Linked DNA regions of Homo sapiens: region 1 is linked to region 2. A link is a loop called in an ENCODE intact Hi-C map of the cell type or tissue named here. Cell type or tissue: CD14-positive monocyte. All regions are shown on one strand. Each heading gives the region's core, and the rest is flanking DNA. Links, peaks and the distances in the headings are about the cores only. Region 1 overlaps PCAT29 (prostate cancer associated transcript 29). Region 2 overlaps PCAT29 (prostate cancer associated transcript 29).

Region 1 (6,998 bases), core at 1,995-4,494, 57 kb before region 2:
TTGTTCTGAGACAGATGGTCCCCTGTTGGGCTGTTCTCACACACACGAGCAGAGGAATTCTTTTAGGTCCTCTTGGCCTCGGGAGCATTTTGAATCAGATGCCAGGAGAAACAGATTGCCTACCCCTTATTCTGGGGGCTGTGGGTGGATGGCTTTGAGAGGAGATCTCTTCCAAGAATGTGTTTTCCCTTACATCTTCAGGATGCCATGCACTTCCCGCTCTGCTCTTTTGAGGCTGGCATAAGCATGAGAGTTGCTTGGGGGGGAACGTCTGTACCGCCTCTGCCCCACTGCTCAGGAGCAATGGCGGATGAGTGAGTCACTTTTGGCATCCTCCTTTGTTCCCTTTGCGTAGGGCTACCCAGTTGGTAACACTACAATCTGCTCTCCACCACCAGCTTAACATTCCTAAAATAGCTCAGTGTGATTGGGCCATTCCGTTGCTCAAGAACCATCCAGAGTCTTCCATTGCCTGTAGAATGAAGTCCCAGGCTTTCGTCTCACGTTCGAGGTTGCTACCATCTGGCCTTCATTTGCTTTTCCAACCATGCCCCTCATTCCTTCTCTACCCAAGGTCTTCCCTCCAGACAGTCAGGTCTACTCTCCTTTCCCAGAATGCCTGGCCTCCTGGCTGCATCCACACCATTCTCTTGGTTAAAATGCTATCCCCCTTTGTTGCCTGTATAAACTTCTTCCTGTTCTTCCAAACAGGTTTGAGGCCAACCTTGCAAAGGCCTCCTCTCCTTGGATGTCTTCCTTGATCCCTCCTTTCATTTGCCCCCTGATTCCATGTTACCACACAGAGGCCCTCTTGTGACTACTTACCTAGGTGTGGGCAGGGAGTGGGAGAACCACAAGGGACAGTACCCAGGGCTATTACCACCAACAGGTACTCCCAGTAGCAGGAGAGCTATTACCACTTCTAGGCCTGAAGAAGCGAGGGGAGGAAACTGTTAACAAAACCTGGAAGGAGGAAGGCCTGCAGAGAAGACCACAGGGCTGTGACCTTCCACAGAGATGTAGTCAGCTTGGGGAGAGCTCTCCGGTGAGTCAGGAGAATGAGCACCCCTTAATTGAGACCAATTGGAAGCCAGAGCGCAAGGGAGCCCCTTAGAAAGTCTCTGCAGGGGCCGGGTGTGGTGGCTCATGCCTGTAATCCCAGCACTTTGGGAGGCCAAGGCAGGCGGATCACAAGGTCAGGAGTTTGAGACTAGCCTGGCCAATATGGTGAAACCCCGTCGCTCGTAAAAATACAAAAATTAGCCAGGCGTGGTGGCAGGTGCCTGTAGTCCCAGCTACTCGGGAAGCTGAGATAGGAGAATTGCTTGAACCTGAGAGGCAGAGGTTGCAGTGAGCCAAGATCACACCATTGTACTCCAGCCTGGGTGACAGCGAGACTCCAACTCAAAAAAAAAAAAAAAAGTCTCTGCAGGTCAGCCTTCCTGTGTGGGTAGAGGAGTGAAGGAGTGTGGAAAGGAATCTGGAGGGATGTAAAGAGGAAGGGGATTCTAGCTTTTACCTTAGATATCAGATGGGTAAATTGTGAAGACTTTGAATGTCACAAGTAGAAAGATTCTTAGATTCAAGCTGTTCCACATCATTTCCCATATAGGAAAGTGGAAGCCCAGAGGGTGTTCGCGCTGATCTGAGACCACACAGTAAGGTAGTGTCAGAGATGAGACGGGACGAAGTGTGAACCCCCCAGTTCATTAGTCAATTGTTTCTTTGGAACAGAGCATCTAATAAGTTACACAATAAGAATCTGAGTTTTAGTCTTACTGGCCATGCTGGCTGTTTGGTAACTGGTGAGATGGCCTGACGGGAGTCTGTTTGCAAGTGGTGGCTGACAGCCCTCCACGGAAGAGGTGCATCCTGAAGGGGGAAGCCATGGACGATGATTTTACCCAGTGGTATGTGGATTGACATTATGGACATAGCACGGCAGTTGTTTGTTTGTTTGTTTTCTTTTTTTTCTTTTTTTTTTTTTTTGAGACAGCATCTCACTCTATTTCCTAGGCTGGAATGCAGTGGTGCAATCACAGCTCACTGCAGCCTTGACCTCCCAGGCTCAAGCAATCCTCCCATTTTAACCTCTCAAGCGGCTGGGACTACAGGCACGTACCACCATACCTTGCTAATATCTTTAAATTTTTTTTTTTTTTTTTTTGTAGAGACGAGGTCTCACTGTGTTGCTAGGGCTGGTCTCAAACTTCTGACCTCAGGTGATCCACCCGCCTCAGCCTCCCAAAGTGCTGAGATTACAGGCGTGAGCCACTGTGCCCAGCTGGCAGTTGTTTTTCAAGTCTGTTGTCCACCTCGGTTCCTGGACACCATTTGAATGCTCTCCCACGGAGAGCAGAGAGAGAGAGAGAGAGAGAGAGAGAGAGTGTGTGTGTGTGTTTTAAGGGGAGGAATCTACAGTAGAATCTGAAAGAGCTCTTTCACTCATCTCTGAGTCACACTGAACTCCAAGCAGCACTGCTGTGGGTTCCCCATAAGGGAGCATAACAGAGAGACAGCTCTCCCACACCCCACTGTATTTATTATTATTATTACTTTTTGAGATGGAGTCTCACTCTGTTGCTTGGGCTGGAGTGCAGTGGCGCAATCTCGGCTCACTGCAACCTCTACCTCCCGGGTTCAAGTGGTTCTCCTGCCTCAGCCTCCTGAGTAGCTGGGATTACAGGCGCCCATGACCACTCCCGGCTAATTTTAGTAGAGACAGGGTTTCACCATGTTGGCCAGGCTGGTCTCCAACTCCTGACCTCAGGTGATCTGCCCACCTCAGTCTCCCAAAGTGTTGGGATTACAGATGTGAGCCACTGTCCTGGCACCCAACTTTGTTTTAATTCTCTTTCACCCGATTTCCTTCTACTCTTTTTTTTAAAAATTGAAGCAGTTGTGCAGTTTTTTGCAATGTTCAGACTCTGATACTTATGACTCCTTACATCTCAGATCAAGCCGTGGGAAGGCCCGGGCAGGGAATATGATATCCAATGGTCAGTGGAAAGAATGCACTCAGGGAAGTCAAATACATGGTCTAAGTTCCCACAGCTGGAAAGGGATGACCAAGCAGTAGGCTTGACTCTGAAGACCATGCCGTTTTGATTTTACCATATTGGGACTCTCTCCCTCTGCCAACCGTTCCTTTTTCTGAGTCTTTTCCTATTCTTTTTCTCTCTCATCTCTCAACCTTTCCCTTCTTCACCTCCATCTCCCCCATCCTCTCTATCTCTCTCTTTCTCCTTTTCCCCTCTCCCCACTCTTCTGAAAAGCCACAGCTTCTCTCTGTTCTAATATGCCTAAGACATTGTCCCAGAAACTTTCTTATGTGCTTCTTGACACCCAGAGTGACTGAACACAGGTATGTTTGTTGGGAGAGCCTCTGCCTCCATGGGAAGAGAAGCTAACTGGTTGACTTTCTGCTACTTGTACCAGCCAAGGGGCTATTTGCAGACAGTACATAACAATGACAAAGCACCATAAGACATTGAGCAATCTTTCCTTGCATCAATTAGATTCTGACATCTGCTTACTGTTTAATTATCTTTTGACTGAGGAAATGGAAAAGTTGACAAGTAGTTCAACCCAACAAGAGTCAGGTTCCTTATTTTTCCCCCTTCATGAGCATGTTTTTAGAACACTGATCTGCCAGCATCTCCTGGTCTCTCTGGGGCACTGGCAAAAAATACAGACAAATATTTATGTTCCATGAACTCAAGAAGGTTTTCATATTGTTTTCATGTTTAACTGATTTCAAATGAACGACAATGGCTCTTAATGTGGTTACAAGAATTTGCCATTAATTTTCACTTGAAATTGGATGCAGCCGGTGTACATGCCTATACTGTATTCTAGTTCTTAACGATTTGCCTTCCAAAAACATAGGCTGCTTCCTACTGGCTGATGGGCACAGCAGCTTAGTGAGGGTATCGATCTCCTATTACATGTGAACAAAAATTAAATTGAGAATATCACCCTATTTCAGAGTGCTTTGCCTGTAGCATTTGAGGCAGGCGGCTGGGACACTGAATGAAGAGCCTGGGGGAGGCAGGTTCAGCATGCCACCGTTTCCTGGTCATGAAGATGCCAGCTCCAGCTCCAAGCAGGTGACAAGGCTGGGTGGCCAGGGGACATGGGAGTGTGGTTCGAGGTCTCAGAGCATTTTAAAAAACTTCCGTTGTCTTTCTACCTTGGATTTCAGGAGCACCAGGGTAATGTTCTAAACTTCTTTGTGAGGTTTAAAGTCTTCCCTCCCTTGGTCTAAAATGTTGAAGTGGGTGGTGGAACAGAGAGGTGACATGAAGATGAGAGTTGAGCCAGAGGAATAGGATTCTCCATCTTTGGGGACGTCATTTAATTTTGGAAACACTCAGTTTCTGTTTAAGCAGTGTAACCATATAATTTGTTGAACACTTTTGAAGGGGTGAATGTTAAATTGGATAGCATGTTGGGAAAATGGGCTTAAACTGGAGATAAGGTCGACCTATGAATAAAGAAGGGATTAGGCCACATAGCGGGGGTCAGGGGTGGTAAATAGGTTTCATACCCATGGTAATTATGGAAGAGCCATCAGGCTTTCTGGACTGCATTGTGGAGGGGATGGTGCAGCTGCTTTTGAGCACCATGGAAGAGTTTCCTGATTGATTAGCAATGTCTGCTCTAGTCTCTGGGAAGGATGGCTGCACCCTTGCGGGTATTCACCATTCCTGGATTGGATGTCTTCAAGAGCCTTTTCAATTCTATTTTTGAAATAAGAATAATTGAGAAGTGAATGAAGCTAACCTTCTTATTTAAATGCCCTGGAGTTTGAGACCTGGAAAGCCAGACTGAGAGGCCTATGGCAGTGCTTTTCCAACTGAATGTGTACACTTGAATCTTGTCAAAATGCAGATTCTGAATCAGAAGTCTGGGCTAAGGCCCAATAGCCTCAATTTCTGATGAGTTCCCAGGTGATACCGATGCTGCTGGTCTGTGGGCCACACTTTGAGCAACAAAGACCTAAGGCAGCATCCTGAACCTGGGCCAGTGCCCCTTCACTGCAGGCTCATAGCCTGCAGAAGAACCTGTATATATGCTACTTTCCAAAGATTTTTTTCCGCAGGTCATTTAAGTGATTCCTCCAGACAGCCTTTTAATGTTTGATAGATTATTTCCCGCCCCCATCACCCAGTTTTTTTTTCCTAAATGTGCTTTTCAGGTGCAGCAGGTTTAAGTGCCTAGCCCAAGAGCTATAAATGGCAGAGCTGAGACTCACATTTAAGTCTTTGCCCTTCCCCAGGTGGCCCTTTGAGCACCTATCTGGCAGGCCTAATTATAGAGGTAATGTTGTGAGTGCCCTCAGCTCAAATGGGGCAGCTCTTGGAGCAGTGCCAAGGGATTGTACTGATGCTAAATATGCCTTCAGATCACGTCAGAAGCCTAAGATTGCCTTGTGACCCCCAGCTCCACCATTCCAGCCAGTCATTAAGGCAGGCAGACAACATCTTACAGTCTTGGGTTCATGGGAGCCTTTTTTGTTCTTATGAGGGTTTTAGAGCCAGATAGACCTGGATCAGAATCTTTCCATGTCATTTGACCTTAAGCAAGTTACTTAATCTCCCAAATTAAAATCCCTTCACCTGTAAAAAGGCACATTCTTGGCTGAGCGCGGTGGCTCACGCCTGTAATCTCAGCACTTTGGGAGGCTGAGGCAGGCGGATCATAAGGTCAGGAGTTTTAGACCAGCCTGACCAACATGGTGAAACCCCGTCTCTACTACTAAAAATACAAAAATTAGCCAGGCATGGTGGTGCGCAGCTGTAATCCCAGCTACTCGGGAGGCTGAGGCAGGAGAATTGCTTGAACCCAGGAGGCGGAGGTTGCAGTGAGCTAAGATCGCGCCATTGCACTCCAGCCTTGGCAACAGAGGGAGACTCCATTTCAAAAAAAAAAAAAAAAAAAAATAGGCACATTCTTGCCTTTCAGAGTTGTTGGAAAGATGAAAATAAACAATGAATGTAGTAAAATGCATGGCACAGTGCATAGCAAAGATGGAACATTTTGTTTCTCCCCTTTGCCCTTCAGAAGAACTGTAATTCCTTAGTGTTGCTACTCACTGCACAAATACAGTGTAACTATCTTAGATTCTTCTTGATACAGTGGTGTACTCCACAATAATGGGTTCAACCTTTATGTAGTGCCTTCCCGTACACAATAAAATAGAAAACCATATTCATTACCAAATATCATTCTTTCATGATATAACACACAAAAAACTATTTAAACAAACTTCAAAACTTATACTGTAAAACATGTCAGCACCAAAAACTATGCAGGCAACACAGACAAATTTGAAAATTAGAAGAAAACTTAAAATGTCCCCGTTGTGATTTGGCATTAGCAAAATCACCGATAAGTTTCGCAACTTCTGCTGCCTTGTTTCTGCAGCGAGTGGTGTTAATTCTGTTAAACATTGTTGTCACAGAGTGTTCCTTAAATAGTTTTTAATTGGTTTTAATTTGGAGAAAAAACGTTTTGCTGAAGATACAGGGGCAGGAATTGTCAAAAATAAAATTAACAGATAACATTCTACGGAAAAACTTGGAGACATGCTGTGTCATTGTATACTCCCTTGGCAAATGTATGGATGCTTTAATTTTGTCAGTTTCACGTGTTAATGATTTTCACAGAACAGTAAGTTAATTGGTAGTGCTTCCAATGGATCCCTGGAATCTTTCGTTTTCACCTCCTGTGCGTTCTTCACAGCGGACTTTTCATCCACATGAATTAATTAGGATGGTGGAAAAAAATGCAATCAAATCAGCAGTTGTATTTAACCCTGAAATCTTAGGCCTATTTAGGTAATCAACATTATCAATTATCCATGAAAAAAAGGTAAGGAATATATAAAATCCTTCTTTAAAAAAAAAATCTGCTGAAGCTCAAAGTACTGCTGTCCTGATACTCAGCAAATCAACAGGTGGAGGCAGATGATGTAGATGATGCAAAAATCTTTT
Region 2 (6,998 bases), core at 2,189-4,688:
TCTGATGGCCCTCTGCCCCTCTTTGGGCCTGTCTTGTAGAGCAGCAGGAAGAGCTATGAAGTCAGAAGCCCAGGCCAGGACTCCAGCCCTGCCCCTTACTGGCTGGACCACCTTGGACCAGCCAATACCCTCTCTGCCTCTGTTGCCCAATCTCTAGCATGAAGGGCTGTGCTGAACAATCTCCAAGTCCCTTCAGCTCTATAAGCTGGGGCCACTAAGCTTCATTTTTTGCCTCCAGCCTGCTGAAGGCTGAGAACTTGGTTCGTGCCTGCCTCTGGCCTTCCTCAGCCATGGATTCGATGCTTCTTGGTCTCCTCTTACTCAAACACGTCAGAAGCTGAGACCTGTCTCAACATAACCTCATGCCAGGGGGTATTGTGTCAAATGGGCTCACCTGTTGGTCCCAGCCCCATTCCTTATGAGCCTTTTGAATCTGTATTCCCCACTGAAAGCAGACATTCACTCAATCAAGCATGTGATAGATGCCCTAGGGCTGTGATACTGGCAGCTGCCATTGACTGAGTGCCTACTATGTCAGACGCATTCCATATTTTGCATCTGTACACTCTTCCTGCCAGGAATGGAGTTGTTTCCCTGTTATGCTGTTGACAAACTGCAGCCCAGAAAGGTTAAGTGACTTGACTAAGCTCTCACGACTTGGAAGTGGAAGAGTGGGGATTAGAACCCAGAACTCTGTGACTTCAAAGCCTGGGCTCCTGCCGTGTGACATATCAGTGAGATGCCCATTCCTGGCTGGGCCCTAGGATCCAGAAACATCACATCAGTGACCCTGCCTGCCCACAGGGCACCCTCAGCAGCTTCTCCTCCTCAAGCCCAGGAGTCTATAATCCTGGGCTATTCCCTTTCTGGGGCCACTCCCCAGAAAGGACAGTCAGACCCCCTGGGTGGTCTTTCTGTGGCATCGAGTGGACAGGGGCCTCCCTCTCTGGCTTGGGCAGGCAGGCGTGTGCTACTGTCGTCTCTAGGCAGCCATCGGATGAATAACTGATGGTGATTAGCTAAATCATAACATTGCTCATGCCATGCATAAGTGATGAGCCAACTGGTGCCAGGCCGCGATGAGAGGCAGTGAGCACCCCCACCTCACCCCCCAGCCCGGAGAAGCCACCACCGCGCTGCCTCCCTGTGTTATCTGGCACATCAAGTGCTGCGACAATGAATATAGATTGACCTTATTATAGCAGCCGGCTGCTGGTGCCAGGCGCAGCCAGGCATACTTTGCACAAATTAAAGGTGTCAGCATGTAATTTACGGTTCATGGCAAAAAGGGGTGGTAGGGGTAGGGGAGGCACTGAGGCAGGTAGAAAGGAAGGTGGGCTGGCTGTGGGGCTGGCACCAGGAGCCCAGGCGCTAATGACAGGAGGCGCAGCCGTGGTGTCATTTTCATCCCGGTTTGCTCATTTTTAGCTATTTCTTGCTCAAGGGGGGCAGCCCCCTCTCCTGAGCCCTCCCCAACATGCTCTGTGTGCATGTGTGCGTGTGTGTATTTTTCAGCTAAATTACTGGTTTTACCTGAAGAGCGTAAAGTAGGTGTGCTAATTTACAGCTCGGCAGATAAAGCCGCAGCGTGCAGCGCTGTCTGGGAAGCCTGTGATCCGACATCATTTTACTAACACACCCGAGAGCAGCTTGACACATTGAGTCGGGCCTGTGATTAAAGTTGTAGTCTTCTTTCCCCCTCCCTCTCTCTTCTCCAACACGGAGAACAGATTAAACTCTAAGTAATAGATCTCGGTTTTCTTGCCATCCCACTGATATACACAGTACACAGTTTGACACAAAGAGTAAGTTATACATCACAAACAACAGCCTCTGCTCTTTACCGCCCAGAATTAATTTTCCATTTGCTACGCTTCCCTCCTCTCCAAGCCCATTTTCCTGTCCAGCAGGGCTCTCTCCTCTCTTGAAAAGGCAGGTGAGGAGAAGTGCAGGTCAGGCCTGGAAGAGGTGGCTCGGGACAGAGTTTAACCCTTATGGTTTAAGGATGAGGAAACAGAGACCTGGAGAGAAGCGACTTCCTGATGTCGCCCTTTGTGTCTGTGGCAGTGGTGAGGCTCAAACCTGTCTTCTGGTTGATAAGCCAGGCCCCACCTCCCATGCCCAGACAGCAGAGGCTGCCCGAGGAGCTGCTTGTTTGTTTGCCCTGCTATTCCCAGCAACCTGCCAGCAAACTGTCTCTGCTTCTCTGCTCTGCTCTGTGCCCCAGGAGGGGACCTCTAAGGGCTGCCCATGCCTCTGACCACTGCCTGGGCTTGGCCAGCGGGAGATACCAGAATGAGAAGCAACAGTGGGAGGAGAGAGGGGCTGGGCTATTTCTCCTCTGCTTCTCCCTCTGGGACGTGTGTCTCGGAAGAGCTGCCTCCCTCTGTGACTGCGCTCCTGTGGGGCGGCCCCTCCTCCACGGCCCCCACTCCTGCTGGTCTCTGGCCATGACATCCTGCCCTGCCCTGTAGATGCGGGCTGCGGACAGCTGTCAGCTGTTCTAGTCCAGGAGTCTCCCCATCCCTTTTGGATTTCCTTAACCCTGCCTAACTCAGTCACAAGCCCCTCCATCTGTGTCTCTTCATTTGAGCCACCTGGGGGGAATTCTGTTTCCTGTGGGGACCTCGAATGATACTGGGGTGGACCCATTCTTTATTGAGGACCTACGCTGGCAGCCATCTGCCTAAAGGCACACACTGGGAGGAAGGAGTCCAGACCTCCCAGGGTAGCACACATCCCTCTGGGAGGGTCCACCATTCACCCGGCTTGCTTTCCTGGCCACTGACACCCCTCCCCAGGCCCCACCGCAAGTCTTTGTACACCACCTTAGTGGAGTCTCGTGTGTGGCCCTGTGAGGCAGGGTCTGGCTAGGCCCTCTAAGGGATGTGGAAACGGAGGCCCAGGGAGGCTGGGGCTCTTCCCTAGGGTCACCCAACTTTGCACAGCAGAGTCCAGTTCCAAATGTGGGGCTAGCTGGCTCCAGTGCTGAGCAACTTCCTCTGTGCTGTGTGGGAGGTTCGTCTTGCTCATGTAGCTCACGTAGAACACACACACACACACACACACACACACGTGCACACACAGGCACAAATGACTAAATGCTTTTAAGGAGCTGTAGGAGAGTATGGGCAGGGATGCAAGGCCAGAAGTGAGGAGGGTTAGACGTGGCAGGGAGGGCTGGGTAAATCCAGGAGGGCATTTTGGAGGAGGTCAATAAGTCCTGGAGATGATTGGAAACCGCGTGGAAGCATATAGCCAGGAACTCTCTAACCGCGCCTCGGTAGACTGGTTGCACTGAATCACCAGGTTGGGTGGGGTTTAGGGGTATGCTTTAAAATTAGACTCCCAGGCCTCATCTCTAACATATAGAATCAGAATCTCTGGGGATGCAGTCCAAGAATCTGTTTTGTTTTGCTTTGATATGCAACTAGTCGTGGGAGCCACAAACTCTTCCCACTTCCCCATTTTACGTGCTGGGGAAGTATGTAAAGGAAGTAGAGAGAGGCCTAGGGACTTGCTCAGGGTCTCACAACAACCAATTCCAAAGCCAGGGCTGGCACCCAGGCCCCTTGGTTCCCAGCTCGGTGCTCATCCGACTGCTCATTCACCCTCGGGCTTCTCAGTGGGCAGGGTGGAAACACAGCTTCCTTAGATGATGGTCTCAGCCTCCTCCTCCCCCCGCCCCAGCCACCCTGCAGCCGGTTCTCAAGATGGCAAGTGGGGGGTGGATGAAGGTGGTGGCAAAGCGAGAAAGCGCCTGGAATAACACGACATTTTGAAATGTGAATCACTGGCACTTTCTGTTTTCTCCTGTTCCCCCTCTGCACCCTCCCATTCCCGCCCCCCCCCCCCCCCCGCCGACCAGGCACTCTCTGAGCTGTAGGAACGCTAGGCCTGGACATCCACCCAGCGTGTGGAACCAGCTGGGGAAGCCACCTGCGTGCAAGAGTGGGTGGAGTCTGAGATGAGAGCAGAGACTGGGGCTCTGGGCCTACTGCTGTCCCTTCTTGCTGTGTGACTTTGGGCAAGGCACTGTACCTCTCTGGACCTCAGCACTGGGATGCTCACCATAAGGCTTGTCAATACCCTTGGGCTGCCACATGGTGGGGGTGGGGGCCCTGCAGGACCTAGTCTATCCTGAATCCCTCTTCTGCCCTCCTGTCCTGACATTCCATCGCTCGTGTTCCGGTCTTTTGAACCCTGAGTAACAGGAGCCCAGGACGGTGCTGGTGGGAGGGTGCTGGGAAAGGGGGAAGCTGGGGAGGGGGCAGTTAGGGCTGCCAAGTGGAACAGGGGCCACTCAGCCGCTGAATGAGTGTCTGGACTCCCACCCCCAGACACTTCCTCCACATTCCCTCAACTCAGGAGCTAATGATTCAAAAACAGAGGTCAGCTCCTGGCTCCATGTTGACATGCAGGTACAGGGCAGAGCAAGCCAATGGTACCCTGGACCTCAGGGGGCTTGTGCCCTCTGTGGTGTGAAAGGTCACTGGGCATTTCTTAAGTGCCTCCAGCGCCAGGGCTTCTCCTCAGGCACCAAGGAGTGAGTTGGCTCTGTGTGTGTTTGTGTCCCCATCCCCAGATCAGGCCTGACTCACCCCGTGTCCCCACAGTCCAACACAGTGCTGGGTGCACAGCAGGGGCCCCAGGGACATCCCTGCATGGAATTTGTGCTGCCTGGCCAGGACCTCGTCAGCCTCAGCAGGCAGGAGCCTTGGTCCCAAGAGGATTGCCTTTGGGCAAGGCTTTTTTTCAGGCCCTCAGTGACCACATTTCTAAAATTGTGGTAGTGGCCAGTTTCATAGGCTGAGGAGCTCTTTCTGCTCTCCCTCGCCACAGGGTCCCTCTGCCTCAGCAGGAGAGCAGGCCAGAGTGCAGAGTCTGAGTGTGAGGCAGATGTGCATACGCAGGAACTCAGACAGGGCTGGCACATGGCAGCTGCTCAGTTATCGTCTATGAGGGGAAGAAAGGAGGAGGAGGGAAGAGGCAGAAAGAGGGTGAGGCTGGTGTGTGCAGCCCCATCAGCTGGCTCTGTGCTCATCTGATCCCTCTTGATCCCCCAGCTGGCTCCTGCCCACCCTCCTCTACTTCCTCCTGTGGCCTTTTCCCCTCCTCCTGAGAAGAAGGTGATATTGGAGGAAATGGTGGGGAGGGCACTGGAGAAAGCTCCCTAGGAAGTGGAGCTCTGTTCTAGAGACTAGGGAAATTAGGCCGTAAGTCTCCAGACCTCCCCTTCTGAGGAGCCCTCCATATAGCAGGAGGTGCTCAAAGCTGAGTGTCCCAATCCTGAACTTGGCAAACAACCTAACCCTAACACCCCACTGACGGTGTCCCAGGTGTAGACCCCTGTCTGGCTAGGAGGGACAGTGTTTAGTTTGCCACTGAGTGAGGGTGGTGGTGTGGGGTGGGGCTGTAAGAGAGAAATGCACCCCAGGAAGTGGGAAGCCAAGAGTGGGGAGAGTTCCATGCCCAGGAGCCCAGGGCCCACTTGTGGCTGCTCACGCTCACCATGTTTTGTCACCTGCCACTGGCTCCTAACCACTGATCAAAAATAGTCCTCTGCTTGCCCTTACATGTGACCGGCCTGTGGTCAGAGCACCCTACCCAGGCTGGGGTTGGGCTGCACGAGCATCCTGGCCAGCCCTGCCCCAAATGAGACAGGAAGTGCTCTGAAGTGCCTCTGTAGCTGATGGGGGCCGGGGTGGGGGGACCCTGCCAGCAGCTATCTGGGAGAGTTTGGCTTATGTTTCATAGTGTTTTCAAGGTCAGTTTCTTCCTCCTTGTTACCTGTGCCTCTTGTTTCTCTTAAAGGCCATCTGGAAAGAGGATATGGCCCAGAAGCATTTCTGTTCTCTCTCTGGACCTGAACATGGTTCCCCAAGGGTGTATTGTCTTGGCTGGCATGGTGGGTGGAGAGGGTATGGGGACAGGGTGGGCCCTAGCTTAGAATCCAAGCCACAGGGGCTTTAAACCCAAGAGAAAAAAACGTGGAGAGCTACAACCAGGCATTTTACCAATGAGGAAGCAACTTCTAGGGAGGTGAAGTGACTCACCTAGTGACTTCAAAATAAAAAATTCCCATTTCACAGATGAGGAGACAAAATCATAGAGACAAAACGTGACCTGCCTAGGGTAACACCATAGTGGCAGAACTCTGACTGGACCCAAATCTCTGGGTTCCTCGCTTCCTTCCATCCTGCTGGACAGCTCTGTGTGTGTGATCTGTTGGTAAATTAGTTATGCTTATCTCCATTTACAAATGAGGAAACTGAATCTCAGAACAATGGCGTACTTGGCAAATAATGACACCTTCAGCTCTGCTTGAGATCAGACGCAGCAAGTCCAGTGGAGGCCCAGGTCCCAGCTCCTCTAGGAAACCTGTCCTGACGATTCCAGGCCACATGGAGTCCTTCCTTCTCCAAAGTCTTACTATGCTTATTTTAAGGAATAGAAAAATAATGCTAAGAAAGAAGCAAGGAAACATTCGTACAATGCTCATGGCACGCTGAGTATTTGCCAGCACTCATGGGCGCCTAGGGACCACCTTGAGCAGGACTCAGGATGATGCTCATTTTACAGGTGAGGAAACTGAGGTTCAGAGGGCTCAGGTCCCAACCCATGTCTGTCTGACTCCCAAGTTCAATGCGCTTTTCTCCCTTATTCAGCCCCACATTCTCCTCCTCTAGAATCGTTTCCTGAGTGCTTTCTTGTGTCTGCAATTTGGCTGTAAGCTCATCAATCATAGAGATCATGTCCCTGCTTGCACCCCACGCAGCTGACCTGGGCTTGACCTCGGCAAAGGGTCAGCACAGACTCTAGGCCTTGAGGAGGCAGGGATGGGGCAGAGGCAGCAGGCCGGCTCCAACTCCCCTTAGCCACTTCCTAGCACAGTGAAGGCTGTTAGTTTATTTCTCAGAACCTCAGTTTCTTCATCTATAAAATGGGGTGGTACTAACCATGGAGTCTCAGGCTTGCTGAGTGAAGGTGCAGTAAGG

What was found. Hi-C counts contacts between places; a loop is a spot of excess contacts. Peaks named below come from ENCODE experiments on the same cell type or tissue, not always from the same donor. Only the 100,000 strongest peaks of a DNase experiment are listed, where the experiment ranks them.
Region 1: it touches region 2 in a loop (4-fold over the local background); 4 of 110 quality-filtered maps call a loop at or near these places.

Annotation. Positions count from the first base shown.
Region 1 is chr15:69,606,967-69,613,964 of GRCh38, forward strand. The region is part of intron 1 of PCAT29 (prostate cancer associated transcript 29); the gene reads left to right. Among named protein-coding and RNA genes, the nearest start is that of PCAT29, 18 kb to the left of the region's middle. In CD14-positive monocyte, for the core only: no CTCF peak of the experiment used is centred there; DNase peaks (open chromatin) are centred at 2,445 and 3,515; H3K4me3 peaks cover 1,559 bases; H3K27ac peaks cover 2,433 bases.
Region 2 is chr15:69,663,602-69,670,599 of GRCh38, forward strand. All of the region lies in intron 1 of PCAT29 (prostate cancer associated transcript 29), which reads left to right. Among named protein-coding and RNA genes, the nearest start is that of PCAT29, 75 kb to the left of the region's middle. RefSeq lists enhancers at 1,459-2,074, 2,691-3,305, 2,746-2,795, 2,826-2,875, 5,384-5,463. In CD14-positive monocyte, for the core only: no CTCF peak of the experiment used is centred there; DNase peaks (open chromatin) are centred at 3,030, 3,490, 3,930 and 4,590; H3K4me3 peaks cover 2,067 bases; H3K27ac peaks cover 2,500 bases.